Linked DNA regions of Homo sapiens: region 1 is linked to region 2. A link is a loop called in an ENCODE intact Hi-C map of the cell type or tissue named here. Cell type or tissue: heart right ventricle. All regions are shown on one strand. Each heading gives the region's core, and the rest is flanking DNA. Links, peaks and the distances in the headings are about the cores only.

Region 1 (5,386 bases), core at 306-5,305, 69 kb before region 2:
CGTCAATCTAGTGTCCTTTTATTAGCAATTTGTCTTTTTTCTCTCGTTGCTGTTATGATTTTCTTTTTGTTCTCAGAGCTCTGCAGCCCCTCTAATATAAGGCTTTTTTGCAGTAAGTCTCAGGATTCATGGCATTTCTGAATCTGCAGTTCCTTGCCTTTTGTCAGTTCTGGAAGAGTATCAGCTAATATCTCTTTAACTCTTTAAATACCATCTCTACCCCATTCTCTGTATTCTGTGCATTTGGAATTTGGAACTTCATACACAGAAACACGCATGCACACACACATGCATGTGCACGCACACAGGCAGGAACATTTATATGAAATTCTTATGCTTACTCTCTGGTATACACACACAGACACACACACATATACACACATATTTTTCCATACTTTTGTCTCTCTGTCCTTCTTTTTGGGAATTTCCTCAGATCTTGCTTCCATTTCACTAATTTGGTCTTCAACTGTGTTTGCTGTTTAACAAATCCAATGACTTTTTAAATTTCCAATGATTATAGTTTTATCTAAAAATTATATTTGTTGGCCGGGAGAGGTGGCTCACGCCTGTAATCCCAGCACTTTGGGAGGCCGAGGTGGGTGGATCACAAGGTCAAGAGATGGAGACCATCCTGGCCAACGTGGTGAAACCCTGTCTCTGCTAAAATTAGCTGGGCGTGGTGGTGCATGTCTGTAGTACCAGCTGCTCGGGAGGCTGAGGCAGGAGAATCACTTGAACCCGGGACACGGAGGTTGCGGTGAGCTGAGATCACTGCACTGCATGCCAGATTTACTAATAGAATTGAGTCCTAGCTATTCCTGCAACACTATTCTATGCTCTATTCTATTAGATTTGCTAATAGAATAGAGTGAGACTCCATCTCAAAAACAAAACAAAAAAATATATATTTGTTGTTTTCAATTTGCTCATTCTTTTATCTTGATAATGTTAAAAATCCTTATTATATATTCTTTTTCATATTGATTTTTGGTGTCTTAAACTCTTAGATATCTAATTATCCCTTTTATTATATCCCCTGACTTTTATTCTGGATGGATCATTTCTTCATTTATTTTGTAATTTTTATGGTGAGATAACATATTGTTTCATGCCAGGGTCTCAATTCTAATAGTCTGCCTTAAGCAAGGTCAAGACTGTCCTCTCATCCTACTGTGGATGATATAACCAAAATTAGCAAGACCAGTAACACACACACACACACACACACACACACACACACACACCAGCTACAAACTCAGCTCTGTATTTACTGCTTTGGTTTTCAGTTCCTTCTTCACTTTGGGCCTCTAGGGGATCTCTTTTTCTTGAAAACTCAGCTATTCATTCTGAGTGGTTATTATAATACCTTACCCAGCATTTCTAGGTGTTTTTATGTGGAAAGTTTTATGCATTCCTAATCTGCCATCTTGCTGGAACCAGAGATCAAACTGAACTTACTGGCATGTTGCATGTAATATTTTTTAACTATTGTGAAGTCAAAATTGGGTCATTAATGAGCAGATAACTGGTGGGGATACATCAGTGTATAAGTCATGAAGTTACACGTGTGAACTTCAGCATGGTTTCACAGAAATACCTTAGCGCTTCAAGATCCATAGATATTGCTTTGAATTTTAGCTCTGCAAAATGTAATACCTATGTGATCTTAGGTAACTTAGGATCTCTAAATATATTTTCACCTGCAAAATAGAAATGTTCATGTTTCACGGTCACTAGTGATGCCAAACCTAAAAACATGTATTAAGATCTATTTGGAATAAAAATATTTTAAAATCGTATGACACACTTGCATGCCTTCTTCCAAAGAATAAAAATTACTTTACCTTGTCTTAGACACTCGGAGTTGTTGCTTCCAGCCTGAGCGACCAAGCTGAGAAGGGAAGAGAGGAACATGCGTCAGGACTACTGTGGTCTGTTGGTCTTTTCCCCATACACAGGATGCCACCAATACAAAAGGACTAGATGACAAGTGACACGAGTCTGCTGTGCTACATGCCAGGGCAGCCTCACAGTTAACATCTGCTCTCAAGATGCTCATACTTAGAAAAAAGTCAACCATGGAAATATAAGAACAAGTACAAAGAAGGTTCCGCCAAGACCTTTCTATACACCCTCTCAAGAATTTTCACAACAGCCCTGAGAAAATTATATTATGCCCATTTTACATATTAGGAAACTGAGTTTCACTAAAGGTTATATGATCACAATAATTGAGGAAGCCAAAAATGAGACCTTCTTAACCGCTCCACCACCCCTCCTCCGTCAGCCAATTAGGCTCTCCCTCCTCTGCACTCCCAAAACACTTCGTGCTTGCCCGATATAGCACTTACCACACTGAACTCAAGTTTTCGGTTCAGAGTCTATCCCCGCCCTTAGAGCTTCTTGAGGACACTAATTGTCTAGTATTCATCTTTGAATCCCAAGCCTCTGGACAAGGTGACTCTAACAAAGATTTGCTGAATGAAACTCAGACTTCCTATCTCCAAATCCAGTATTCTTTCCTCAGTCCCACACTATTTCCTGGTCGTTATCACAGAAAGCACCAGAGCCCACCTGGAATAGCCCCCTGCCCATTTGCATCTGAATCCATGACTCTCTCCCAAGGTCAGGAAATAAACAAGGCTTTTTCCCTGGGTAGCAGAAACTAAAGCCAGATCCATTGCTGTGTCCCTCTCCAGGCTGGGCACAGAGTCTGGCATGGGGCTGGGCACCTCTTAGGGAATCAGAAAGCCTGGGTGATTGAAATTGATTAGCCTTTTGATTTGAGGAGCCTCAGACACAGAACAGTGCTGACTCGGGGAATCACAGCTCCCGCAATGACTCATACATCAGGATCTCTTTAATGGGAAATTATGGAAATGTGCTGCCTGCGGAGCTGTCTTAATTAAGAACGACCTGATCTTGATTGCAGCGTCTGAGTGAACTCCCCTCCCCTCTCCTTTTCTCCTTGACACCAAGAAGCGGAATCTGGCTGCCTTTGACAAGGCTTTCCTTCTCCCAGTCACGCTGCTGACAGGCTGTGGTTGGTGACAGTTGAGCTAGTTGGGGGTGGCAGCCCTTCAGCCAGCAGGAGGCTCCCTAATGGACAACATCAATCAGTGAGTAGCAGAGATTCCGGAGCCTCTGTCCTGTCCCAGGTCTCAGGAAAGGCTGGGGCTAAGTCTAGGAACAGGCAAAACGTAACCAGGTTGGATGTTTTTCCGGCACCCATTCTCCCCACCTCTGTCCCAAAGCTAGTTTATCCTGGAGACTATATTCCAACTAGAAAATAAAGATAGGCTCCCTTTACCACCTACCACCTCTGAGCTCCAGCCCCCAACCTAAGGGCAAGCTGGGCCTGAGCCCCCAAGGGAAGAAAGGGTACAGCCATTCTCTCTCCATGCTCATGGACATCCTATTAACCCATTAATGCCAGAGGTTGCAATTTTTTTGAAGTACAGACATGTGTGAAAAATCAGGCTGTGGCAATGACCTTGAGCAGTAGGATATAAATAACTCCCAGATGCTTAGCGTTCCAATAATGGAACACTAGGCATAAATGGGTTTAATATACTCAGGGTCCAAAAAGATGACTGGGCTCCAGGAAGGTTTGGCTTCTCAAGCCAAGATTCTAAACCCTAGCCCAGAGCCAGATATAACCTGAAAATTTCCTGTCAGCCCAGATTCCCTCATTCAGACCATCCCTGGATTCCCCATCACCATACTCTATCCACGTGCCACACCCTCATTCAGCAAACATTTGCTCATGTGTGTGAGGTCCTGACACTCTGTGGCTCCATGTCCTTCTCCCCTCCCTCTCCAAACACACACACACACACACACACTTACAATTTTGAAATCGGGTATTTATTGAACTGATAAAAGAGTTTTCAAAGAAGTTTTATCACCATGTGTGACTCATCTTTTAGTTGGTAGCTTTAGGTTTCTCTTGTCCCCAGCTTCTCAAGAGAGTAATTAATAAAGCACAAACAAACATTTAAATCATTTGGGAACTCACTATTTAAATGCTCCAAGAGTGAGCTTCATGTAATGATACAGCCATTCCTGAAATCATCTGTGGGCAAAATCTCCTTAAACTGGAAGACCCTGGGATAGAAGTCCCACTTGAATGAATAGGGCTGTTAAACCTCACCTGACAGGACAAGATGGGGGATAGTGTGTACCTACTCTCCATATATCAGCTGCCCTAACTTGTTCACAAGGGCTATCAGAAACCTTAATCCTAGAAAACACCCCTTTTACCTGTGGCTTGGCTCTGCTTCTCCTATCTAACCCTTTCCAGTGGCTTCGTGTTACCCAGATGAGTAATTATCAGAGTGTGGTTCCCGAACCAGCAGCATCAGCATCACTGGGAACATAAAAGAAATGCAAAATCTCATGCCTCACCCAAGACCTACAAACCAGAAACCCTAAGGGTAGGGAGGACCTGTGGCAATCTGTGTTTTAAGCAGCCTTCCGGGAGACTCTAATGAGAAAAGCTTGAGAACCACTGCCCTACATAGAGATGCAGCCTTTGCAAGACCTGCAAGGCCCTCCACAAAGACGCTGCTAGCCCACAGGAGCCTTTGTGTAAATTACAGAGTCTCCTCTGGGAGGATGTGACCACAAGCACACACTTGTCACACAGAGCCAGAGCTGTATTTTAGCCCCACTCGCCCCCTTGGCTGGGCAACCTCATAAAGTAAACAGCCCACACGGTGAGACATAGCAGCCCTGCCCATAGGAACAGACTCTCTGACCCAAGGCTTCACCACTGGCCTCCTCATCCCCTATGTTCCGGCCACTCCAGACATTTTGCAGCTCCCTGCACACATCATGGTACTTCCTGCCTCTTGCATGCCTTTGAACAAGCTGGTCTCTCTACCTAGAATTCTCTCTCCCTTCCCCGTGTTTCTACCTAGAAAACTCCTGCAACCTTTAAGACTCAGCTTGGTTGTCTCCTCTTCCAAGAAATAATTGCTGACTGCAGGAGAGTCTGATTCCACTCCTCTCAGCTCCCTTACTGCGCTGCGTTCGCCTCTCACATTGCCCTTACCTTGCTGCATTTTAATTGTTTGTTTCCTTGTCTCTGTCCTCCTCAAGGGCAGGATCTGTGTCTGATTCACCTTTTATCACAATATCAGCACAGTGCCTGGCATGTTCATACCGGGACAAAATCTACTGAATGTCAGTTCTGTACCAGGCTCTCTGTACCAGAGATAAAGTGAAGATCACACCAGACAGATTGACCTCATGGAGGTGATTCACAGTTAAGAGAATGGTGGAAAGGGAAGGAAGGAAGAAAGGAAGAAGCAAGACCTTTGCAGAAGTGGTGGGACATAATTGCTTTTCTGGTGATTTGGAATGATTTAGAAGCTGCCTCAAA
Region 2 (5,386 bases), core at 296-5,295:
TGTTCTCTCTCAGTTAAAGCAGCTGAGAAAAGTCTAATTCCATAACCATAATCTGGGCACTAAATTCACCTGATGACAAGTGCCCATATGGCATATGAATTCCTGGAGGAAATAACCAGTGGCTCTTGCAAAAACCTTTAAGTGGTAGCAATTGTCACACAGCCACCCCTTAATGTCCATCGAACACTAGGTTCCCAAGATGATGTGTCAAGGGCAGCATGGATGGCTGGTAACTCTCCCTCATTATGGCTTCCCTCTGCCTGGGCAATGGTCATTTCTTGTTAAGCAGCTTATTTGAACGACAACATTGCCCATTTTAGAGCCACTCTAATTGCCCAGGCAACCAGCTTCCCTGCACTTTTTAATCAAAGAATTGGATAGTCCAATCATGGTTAATTCTAAGTCCTTTTCTTCTGGTCCCTAGCATATTGGATGAACAAAGGTTTTATGGAGCTCATTTCCTCTGTGGGACCGGAGGATGCCATGTGAGCATATGTGAAACTACTCTTCAACAACTTCAATGGTGTCTGCCCCCCTTGGATAAGCATGTGTTTGGAGAGGATGAATCGAGCCCCACAGCTGAGACCTGAGATTAGTGATTGTAGTCAGCAGTTGGTGCCTAATTAGTGAAGCAGGTAAGGGGGACTGTTGAAAGGGGTGCCTGCTGAACCAAAAGCCACCATTGAGACTGAGCTGCAGAAAGCATTTCTAAACAGCAGACAGCAGGAAGTAGGCTGATCTGGAGCTCAAGTAGAAGAGGGAGCCAGGCTGACATAGGGCTATGTTGGCCTGAGTCCCAGAACAGAATCACCACTGGACCTCTTAGGAATGCAGGGCTGAGCTCAGGGAGTAGGAGAAGGGGCTAGAGAGGGAAGAACGCCATCATCATCTTCCTACAGATGATCAGTGCTCTAGTCTAATTGCTAGAGAAGTAGAGTGAGGGTGGTGGAAGAAGACCCACGGAACATCACTGGGGCCATCATATCAGGGCCAGAGGCCTCCAGGAGCAAGGAGAGAGCCCCTGTGAAATACCAAGTCCTAAACCAAAGCCACCTACCCCAGCCGCAGTCTGCAGTTCCAGATACTGTGCATACCTGGACAGTATGTCTTCAGCTGCTCTCTACCCAGCTTGAGTGTAGCACTGTGCATGTGCTCAGCTCAGACCTGAGCAACAGGGAGCACACTCAGACTACCCACTGAGTCTGGGCCTGGCAGAAGCAAGGAACCATCAGTGGATAATGACTGCAATCAGAACTTAAGTGGAAACAGAAAGACATGCCTATTCAGCCCTTTGAAAGCTGGACTCATTTCTAGTTTTCCTTGTTATATTGAAGAACCAACATTTTTGAGCTAATATATGAGTAGAAACATGGATGCAAACTTCATTCTAATTATTAATGAGAAATGCAGATTATCCTCCTTCCTATGTTTAAAATAATCCTGATCTACGTGTATTGGAAAGTCAGACCCCTTCCTACTAAACCAGTCCCTTTATGCACTAAACCCCTTGAGCAAGGCCAAAAGCTCTGGAAAAATGCTGACCTTTCTTCTAGGCTCTAAGTGTTGAGAAATCTCTACAAATCCACAATAGAAATTAAACAGAATCACAGAGCTATGAGCTGTTAGACCTTAGTTCATCAAACATTTACTGAGCACCTACTTTACACCAGCACTGAGGGTACACAAATAAATCAGATCTAGTGTCTGCTTCTGTAGGCTCTCAGAGAGGGCAATATGCATGAACAGATGATTTTAATACAATACAATGTACACAAACCACAGAGGTATGAATACATAATGGAGAGATTGGCCTGCATTAGAAAGGGAGAGAGAAATGGGCAAAGGCCTCAAGGAAGAAGTGGCTCTGGAGCCTAAGAATGAAGAAAGAATACAATAAAGGTTGAAATATTCACTGTTATATATTAAAATGAGAATAAGATGATTCGTTTTAGAGCATAGTGGAAAAATAATAACAGTTGGGAAAGAACACTTCTCTCACCCCAGCTCAATAATTTTCTGAACAGAGAAAAAAAAAAATGGTGAAAGATTTGGAAGGAGAGGTAACAACATCAGACACCATACAAAAATGACTCGCTCTTTACCAGTGATGACAGGAAGGGTGACATCAGCACGAATGAGAGATTTTTAAAGACCAAACAGGACTAGCTCATGTCTGAGGAACTACAGCAAAATAAGAGCTGTCAAGGCTTGGGAGTGGGGCCATGTAAAATAGCATTAAGAGCAGGAAGAGGTAGGCTGCAGAGGAGTTAACATGAGTCTCCAGGACCCCACAAGGGAAGAGAGGTGCCTAGGGAAGAGAGCCTGAGACACAGTGAATCCACTGCTTATGTTGTGGGGCAGGGAAAGAAGGAACACGCTGGGAGCAAACAAGTTTTCTTACTAGTGTTGTGGGTATGAAACTAAGGCCGAAGCTCAAGCACACAAGAAATGGGACTTCACTGCACATTGTATGCACTGTCAAAATATCACATGTACTCCATAAATATGAACAATTATTATGTATCAATTAAAAAGTAGCTTTATTGAGATATTTATATACAATAAATTCATTTGTTAAAAAAAGTAGGAATTTGCTTTGTTATTACAATTTATTTTTAAGCTCCATTCCACTGAGGTTCCCTTCTTTTTCTCAGAGTTAAAGAGGGCCAAGGCATTGGAATAGGGGTGGCAATCTGCTTTTCTGTTATTATCTACCAACACTGATATAAGCTCAGATGTCCTGTCACCTCTCATTCCCAGCTATAAACCCTATTCAGATTCTACTTGCCCAGCCACTTTCATACTTCTCTCTGGTGACTAGGAATTAATTCTGCACCTCCCACATCATGCTGGGCCATAGGAAACTGTGGCACTGTCCAAGGCCCTATGATGTCACAACAGGCTGGCCAAGGGAAACATATGACCAAGACACACAACCCAGTCATTTCTTCTCCCTGGTCTGGCTACTTCTCTGGGGCTCCAGAATGAAACAAATACAGTGACCCTGGTGAAATGAACTGTGTTCAACTCAATACTGGACGTCAGTGATTATAGCTAGGAAGGTGCATCTGTTTTAGGATGCCTTCAGATATAAGAGTATTAGTTATCTTCTGTAACATAACTAATTACCCCCAAAACTGAATGGCTTAAAACAATAGACATTTATTTTCACACATTTTCTGCAAGTCAGGAATTTAGGAGTGGCTTAGCTTGGTGGTGCTGGCTCAGATTCCCTCGTGGGGTTGCAGCCAAGATGTCAGCTGGGGCCACAGTTATTAGAGAGCTTGTCTGGAGTTGGAGAACTTGCTTCCAAGATGGCACATTCACATACCTGGCAAGTTATTGCTGGCTGTTGGCAGAAGTCCTCAGTTCCTTACCACATGGACCTCTTCATAGGGCTGTTTGAGTGCCCTCATGACACAGCAGCTGACTTCCTCCAGAGTCAGTGATACAATAGAGAAAGCAAGGAGGAAGACACAATGCCTTTGTGTCCTAATCCCAGAAGTCACTCACTGTCACTTCTGCCATATTCTCTATGCTTTACAAAAAAATCACTAAGACAAGCCCACACTTAAGTGTAGGGGAAAATTAGGCTCCACTTTTTTAAAGGAGGAACATGAAAAAAATGTGTATTCATATTTTAAAACCACCACAATAAGAGGACAAAATAAATGTGTTTGAAACATGAGGATGTATGGACTCACCTAACTAGAATCCAGAAATAGAGCAAATTTCAGGATGTTGATTGACCTAATGGCTTGTTGAAGTCATCAAGGAACCAGGATCTTTCTGATTCTTTGCTCTTTTATCCAAAGGATCATCTTGAAGCTGACTCTCCTCATGGTCACAGGAAGGCTGCCAACAGCACTGAGGGTGATGTACTTCCTTGTTCATATCTAGCCAGAGAAAGGATGAACTCCTTTATCATACAACAGAACTCCCCTGTGGTCGGGGAGAATCATGTGCTAATTGGCTTAGACCTGGTCTATCTGTGCATTGGCACAGTGGCAAGGGGGTAGAACTATCTGACTGGCTTAGACTTGGACCTTGGGGTTGCTCATTCCCTCCCAAATCACAGAGTTTACACAAAGAGTGAGGGAGAATGTGGACATTGAGGAAGAATACAATGTTCACCACAAAAATAGCTAGGCGAACAAGCTGCTGATTCTAGGAGAACTAACACTAATAGCCACGGCTCAACCCCCTGAAGTTGTGGAGAAACTGGACATAACCACTCCCACTCATCTTCCCCCTCAATCCCACTCAAGGCCCAGACAGCCCACCAAGTGGAGATGCAGCTGGACCAACAAGCTTCTCGCTGGGGAGGCAAATAGTGTGTGAATATATCAGTCACCTTAGGTTCTATCACTTGAATCAGCTGAGATCCCAAGAGCTCACACTCAAGGGATTGGAACTTAGATTGGAAGGGAGACAGGGTAAAGGAATGGGAAAGTGGAAAGGGGAGGGGGATGTTGACTAGCACAGGCCTTTCTAAGCAACTCCCCAGCTTTCCCACAAGCCCCACACACAGCCTCCCTCTCTAATTGTATCATGGCCATGATGGGATGGCCCAATTCACATGGGCCCTATGCCTCAAAGCATCAGGTACATACAGAAAAGAGGCTTACTATGTTGGGCCCTGTATTAGTTTCCTAGGCTGCTGTAATAAAGTGCCACAAACTGAGTATAGCTTATTGTCCCGAGAATTTATTGTCCCACGGTTCTAGAGGCTAGGAGGATGAAATCAAGGTGTTGAGGGGGTGGTGTTTCCTCTGAGACCCTGGTAGAATACTTCCTGGCCTCTTCTTAGCTTCCGGTGGTGGTCAGCAATCCTTGGCATTACTTAGTTTGCACCCGCATCACTCCAATCTCTGCCTCTGTCATCATATGACATTCTCCCTATGCATCCCCGTCTTTGCATGGTGTTTTTCTTTTCTTATAAGGACACGAGTCATATTGGATTACGGCCACCTTAATGATTTAATCTTAACTTTATTATATCTGCAAAGACTCTATTGCCAAATAAAGTCACATTCTCCAATACCCGGGGTTGGAACTAAAATACATCTTTTGTGGCGATGCAATGTAACCCACAACAGACCCCTTTCATTAGTTCTTCCTCCAGTGCTTTTGGTAATAGCTGCTAAGCAACTGCAGTTCTTTCCTTTAAAGAATAGTCTGTATTTCCCAGTCTAATCATCCTTCATGGATTTGGAAGGTAAAGCCAGGGGGATGTCCTATCTGCTGGTCCTTCAAGAATATAATGCACTGGCTCACCAATGGATGCAAGATTGGTGATTTCTCTGTTAAATTAGCCTGTGTACGGAGTGCTCAGCCTGCTTAATGCCTTCCTGAACCAGGGAGATGTACTGAAGCAGCATTTAGG

Evidence for each region. Hi-C counts contacts between places; a loop is a spot of excess contacts. Peaks named below come from ENCODE experiments on the same cell type or tissue, not always from the same donor. Only the 100,000 strongest peaks of a DNase experiment are listed, where the experiment ranks them.
Region 1: a loop joins it to region 2, with 4 times the contacts of the local background. A loop is called at or near these places in 30 of 110 quality-filtered maps.

Annotation. Positions count from the first base shown.
Region 1 is chr11:11,008,427-11,013,812 of GRCh38, reverse strand. No RefSeq gene overlaps it. Among named protein-coding and RNA genes, the nearest start is that of LINC02752, 100 kb to the left of the region's middle. In heart right ventricle, for the core only: a CTCF peak has its summit at 3,082 (motif pointing right); a DNase peak (open chromatin) is centred at 3,076; H3K27me3 peaks cover 1,097 bases.
Region 2 is chr11:10,939,569-10,944,954 of GRCh38, reverse strand. LOC105379882 (a long non-coding RNA gene) reads right to left here. Exons shown (of 4, transcript XR_001748122.2): 4 at 2,591-3,896. Among named protein-coding and RNA genes, the nearest start is that of ZBED5-AS1, 84 kb to the right of the region's middle. In heart right ventricle, for the core only: no CTCF peak of the experiment used is centred there; a DNase peak (open chromatin) is centred at 3,313.